Regions from separate parts of the Homo sapiens genome. Here region 2 is linked to region 1. A link is an interaction called in ENCODE POLR2A ChIA-PET data of the cell type or tissue named here. Cell type or tissue: MCF 10A. All regions are shown on one strand. Links, peaks and the distances in the headings refer to the core of each region. The heading gives the core; the rest is flanking DNA.

What was found. Peaks named below come from ENCODE experiments on the same cell type or tissue, not always from the same donor. Only the 100,000 strongest peaks of a DNase experiment are listed, where the experiment ranks them.
Region 2: POLR2A ChIA-PET joins it to region 1 with 11 read pairs; 4 of 35 experiments call an interaction of 5 or more read pairs at or near these places.

The regions. Positions count from the first base shown.
Region 1 is chr3:112,377,769-112,380,585 of GRCh38, forward strand. It overlaps LOC105374041 (a long non-coding RNA gene), which reads right to left. Exons shown (of 4, transcript XR_924334.3): 3 at 2,635-2,817. Among named protein-coding and RNA genes, the nearest start is that of CD200, 46 kb to the left of the region's middle. In MCF 10A, for the core only: no CTCF peak of the experiment used is centred there; DNase peaks (open chromatin) are centred at 803 and 1,423.
Region 2 is chr3:112,317,578-112,320,394 of GRCh38, forward strand. All of the region lies in intron 1 of LOC105374042 (a long non-coding RNA gene), which reads left to right. Among named protein-coding and RNA genes, the nearest start is that of CD200, 14 kb to the right of the region's middle. In MCF 10A, for the core only: no CTCF peak of the experiment used is centred there; no DNase peak of the experiment used is centred there.

The sequences.
Region 1 (2,817 bases), core at 129-2,628:
TGAAATTTGATCCTTAATGTTGGAGGTGGGGCCGAATGGGAGGTGTTTCGGTCATGGGGGCAGATCCCTCGTGAATAGATTAATGTCCTCCCTTGGGGGTGAGTGAATTCTCACTATATTAGTTTCTGAGAGAGCTAGTTGTTAAAATGAGCCTGGAATCTGCCCCCTTCTCTTGCTTCCTCTGTCGCTATGTGATCTCTGCACACATCATCACCCCTTCACTTTCTGTCATGAGTGGAGGCAGCCTAAGGCCCTCACCACATGTGGGTGCCCAATCATGAATTTTCCAGCAATCAGAATTGTGAGCCAAATAAACCTTTTTTCCTTCCTAAACTACCCAACTTCAGGCATTCCTTTATAGCAACACAAAATGAACTAAGATATTCTTTACCATATTTTAAAATGTGGTAGTAAAATTAGACATGATTAAGAGACCACAGTCTTAGCAGGATATTCCAAGAATGGACACCTTTGCTTGAACTCCACTGAGGCCCAAGGCCACTCTACTGGAACATATGCATTTACTTCTTTTCTTTGTCTCTATGGTACACTTTTCTTTTCTACCTTCTCTTCTCCTTTTCTCTCTTTTTTTAATGTCCAGACTCCACTTTATATCACAGGTCTCCCAGACATTGCCGAGGAGGCTATAGTCCATTAAGTACCTGTCTTCCAAACTGTCAGAAATGCTGAGAATTCTCTACTGGGCTTAATGAAAGAAAAACAGCACAGGTTTCTAAGTCTGAGGAATGCAAGATAGAATCTCAACTCTGCCAATTTTTTTGTTTGTTTTTTTTGAGATGGAGTTTCACTCTTGTTGCCCAGGCTGGAGTGCGATGGTGCAATCTCCACTCACTGCAACCTCTGCCTCCTGGGTTCAAGTGATTCTCCTGTCTCCTCCTCCCGAGTAGCTGGGATTATAGGTGCCTGCCACCACGCCAGGCTAATTTTTGTATTTTTAGTAGACAGAGTTTCACCATATTGGCCAGGCCAATATGAACTCCTGATCTCAGGTGATCCACCCGCCTCAGCCCAGCCTCCCAAAGTGCTGGGATTACAGGCGTGAGCCGCTGCACCTGATAACTTTGCCAATTATTAATTTTGTAACTTTGAAAACATTTTCTAACTTTCTTCAGACTTGAATTTCTTATTTGAGGAGAAAAAAAATGAGATGCAATATCTTCTTGCTTGAGCCTACTAGCCTTCAAATTAGCTGCAATTAAACTGAGAGCGAGGCGTAGAGGTGGGGAAGCAAAAAAGTAAGACAGGCTTGAAAACTATACGTAAGAAGTATATCTAAGAATATTGTGTATGTCCTGGAAACAGAACTCACTGGGAGGAAAATAGTATAGAAGCCTTGTCAGTTTCTGAGGAAACTGGATTGCAAAAGAACCCGCAGGCATGACTAAACATGCTTGACTGTTTAAGACACTGAAACAACAGCTAGGCCACCTCTTGAACAAGCAGCTGATGAACGTACTCTGTAACGCCCACTTCTGTTCCCGATCTTGTGCTTGGCATAGGCCCTAAATATATGTCTGTTCCCTCCCATATTGTATTCCCACCCTTAAGGACAATTCTATTTTCTGCTTCTAAAGATTAGGTCCCTAGGTCTAGGAATAAATTGCCACTACCCATGCTTTGGGCCTTTCACTCTGTCAGGGGCTGCAAGAATCTGGCAGCTAGCAGAGCCCAATGGTGTTTGGAGAAAGAAATCCCTTAATCACCGTGGTATAACTAGTGAGGTTACTTCTCTTCCATGAAGACATTCTGCCTCTCCTCTCTGATTGACTCATCTATTCTCCTAGTAATGCTAGTCCAGCGTGGAAATGATAGCATTTACTTACACATTATTTACACCATATACTCCTTTTTTAGTCTTTTGAACACTCATTGTGCCACCAGGAAAACTCTTCAGGTCTTTGATCACAACTAAAAGTCAGAGTATATGGTCTGACTATTACTTATCGGGACTCTAGGTGGAATGTTTTTAAAGGGTGTGTCAGCATAGACAGGTAGCAAATCTGTCCACAGCATGCTTTTTTGGTCCTCTGTGAATTTTTTTTTTTTTTTGAGACGTAGTCTGTCTCTGTTTCCCAGGCTGGAGTGCAGTGGTGCTATCTTGGCTCACTGCAAGCTCCGCCTCCCTGGTTCATGCCATTCTGCCTCAGCCTCCCCAGTAGCTGGGACTACAGGCGCCTGCCACCAGGCCCGGCTAATTTTTTCTATTTTTAGTAGAGACGGGGTTTCACCCTGTTAGCCAGGACGGTCTCGATCTCCTGACCTCGTGATCCACTCACCTCAGCTTCCCAAAGTGCTGGGATTACAGGCGTGAGCCACCATACCCAGTTGGTTCTCTGTGAATTTCTGACAAGGTTTGCATGGTGCCTTGGTTCTGATGGAAAGTACACATTTCTGCTGGCATGTCAAGAGTCCAGGGTAGACTGGTACACAGTGGCACTAACATTTTGCTGCCTCCAACCCCTCCACATCCCAGGGCATTGAGGTATACGTCTCCTTTAAGGAGTGGAGAGCAAATGGAAAAGGTAGGGAGGGAAAAAAAGCATGTAGGAAGTGAAAAGAAGAGAGAAAAAAGGTCTATAATTCCCGTCTTGTGAGTCTCCACTGGGCACATACCTGCTTCTTCATGGAGAAAGCCTGCTAATGTGCTCCACGATGCTTTCCTTTTTCTCATCCCTTCACCCAACCTACTTTCCCATTACAGCTTTTCCTCTATAATCCACCAAACAGTAGCCAGGTCAGGTTCAAAGGAAGATAAGAAGCCTGGAGACGTACGACTGTGATGTATGTTACTGACAT
Region 2 (2,817 bases), core at 237-2,736, 60 kb before region 1:
AAATCCATCCAAACTTACCTCATGAGGTAATATTTTTATAAGCCTTTTATAATTCTTTTGTATTTTCTTTTTTTCAACTTTCTTTATCCATTGTTTTATCTTTTTTTTTTTTTTTTTCGAGACTGGGTCTCACTCTTTCACCCAGGCCGGAGTGCAGTGGTGTGATCTCAGCTCACGGCAAGCTCCGCCTCCCGGGTTCAAGTCATTATCCTGCCTCAGCCTCCCGAGTAGCGGGGACTACAGGCGCCCGCCACTGCACCCAGCTAATTTTTTGTATTTTTAGTAGAGACGGGGTTTCACTGTGTTAGCCAGGATGGTCTCGATCTCCCGACCTCATGATCCGCCTGCCTCGGCCTCCCAAAGTGCTGGGATTATAGGCGTGAGCCACCGCGCCAGGCCTTATCTATTATTTTTAAACACTCCATTTAATATAGTTTTTACAAACCTCTAAAATAGACAAAATTACTTTTTTCTTTTTTAAAAAAGTACATTTCCATGTCTTTTTATAACTCTTTTAATAAAAACACGTTCTCTTTTTCTTATATACTTTGTGTATAGAATTGTTTCTCTTATATCTAATAGTTTTAATTACAGCCATTAATTACAATGTTAACTCTTAGTAACACTTATTTTTATTTTTGATGAAAAACCTAGTAAGTAACCAATTTTAGTTATGTACTAGATGCAGAGTCCAAGACAATGAACAATGTCTGAGGCTGGGCCTTGAAATGACCCTACAGGCTTAAATCTAAAGACACGTTCATAGGCAAGTTAAGCAAGTATCAAAAGTATTAGACAAGCAAAGTTTTATATCTAGCAGAGACAGTATCTGACCTTCCTTATTCAGACCAAATGTCTAAATTAAATTTTGAAGACACATGTTTTATTATACCAATAATTTAAAAACTGTCTTTATTTACTAAAGATTATTAAAGTCACGTAAACCAAAATGCATATGAGTTAAAGTTTTTATTTTCCTGATAAAATATTTGATTTAAGCACTTACTTTCTCTAAGCCAGTTATAGAACTCTTTTATCTATTTTGGTAGTGAAACATCATGTACATATAGCATAAATACACAGACATACAGATACACAGATTTTAAAAAGTTGACTATTTGAATCACATAGCCAGCTGTGAAAGAAAAATAAAAATAAAAATTGCTGGTATGTGTTTTTCCCCCTTTGAAGAATATTACAATATTGATAATTTTTCTCCCTTCAAGTATTTGGAAGTATTCACCAGTGAAGATACAAGAGCCTTGGTATTTCATCTGGATGATTTTTAATAATGGATTCAATATCATTAATAGATATCTCACTTCTCTGTTTTTTAATTTTTTCTTCTGTCTATTTTGATAAGTTACATTTTATGCCAATTTTCAAAGTAATTTTCATGTAATTGGTAAAAATATTGTTTTTCTTAATGTCTGTAGGATTTGTGGTAGGGTTTCCCTATTTATCACAATATTGGTAAATTGTATTTTCTTTCTTTTTTCTTTTGGTTAAGCTCACCTGGGGTGTATAAATTTTACTAGTAAATACCCACTGGAATGTTGTTATTTTATCTTTTATTTTATTGAGTTTTGCTCTTGTCTTTTTTATGTTCTTTCTTCTACTTTCTGTAGTTTGGATTTCCTGCTGATTTACTAGTATCTTGACATGGAAGCTCTGATCATCAATTTTCTGCCTTTTTCTTCTAATGTGTGGATCCAAGGCAACACATTTTCCTTTGTTCACTTCTTCAGCTATATATCACAAGTTTTGATATGTCATATCTTCATTGTAATTCTGTTCAAAATATTTTCTAATTGGTTTATCACTCTTTTTAAAGCATGAACCTCTAGAGCTTTCAATTGTGAGACTAATGCATATTTGTCTCCTTAGCCCTAACAGACTACGAGAATTTTTTCTGAGCTGTTGAGAGATTGAACTTAGCTCTTTGGTTTTTTTTCTCTGCACGAAATCAGAATTCGGTAAATGTTTTGAGGGGGAAGGTGACTCTATGTGTGAGTTTCTTCAAGTCTTCAGTTTTGTTACTGTAGCCCAAGAAATCACCAAATGCTCTTTTGATTTCTTTGTTGCTCAGCAGCAGAGTTCTACTTAAGGTCAAAGCTGGATTCTTACATGTATCAACAAGTATCCTCAGAAAAAAGGTGTTGGCAGCTTTTCACTGCATGAATTCAACACTATTTTTTAGAGCTTTTAATCTCTAGTGCTCCTTCCTAGAGATTTTTATCTTCTAAGAATCTTAGGTCTGGAAGAGTTCCACTCTGACTTCCTGAGGTTTTGATTTACCTTTTAACTTCCCACCATGTGCAGATTTGCAGTTCAGCAAGATGTTAAGGGAGAAATTGGCATGTGTCTGAAGCTCTACAAAGTCTTCCATTTGTCACTCCACTCACTCTAGGGCTGCAAAATTCCAGGAAACTCCAAAGGTTTATCTGTTTCCCGATTCTCAACTTCCAACCCACAGAGTACTGACAAAAGTAACCCCAGGTTGTTACCGCTGACTCTCAGCTCACCTCTGTAAGACTCCCTCCTCTCTGTATTTTACTCCCTCTAATTCTTCTTGGCTTTTCAGTTGCCCAATGCCTTGAAGTAAATTCTTGTGTAATTAATTCAGTTTATACAGTTATTCTCAATAGAAATATTAACCTCCTGCAAACTACTCCATCTTATCTAGAAAGAAAGCTTTGAAAATATAATTCTAATTTTTATTTAATTATTTTTGCATATTTTGAGACCTCAAAAACACACACATGGAGGCATACACATACATATATACATGTCACTTAATAGATTTTCCAAAGCCCT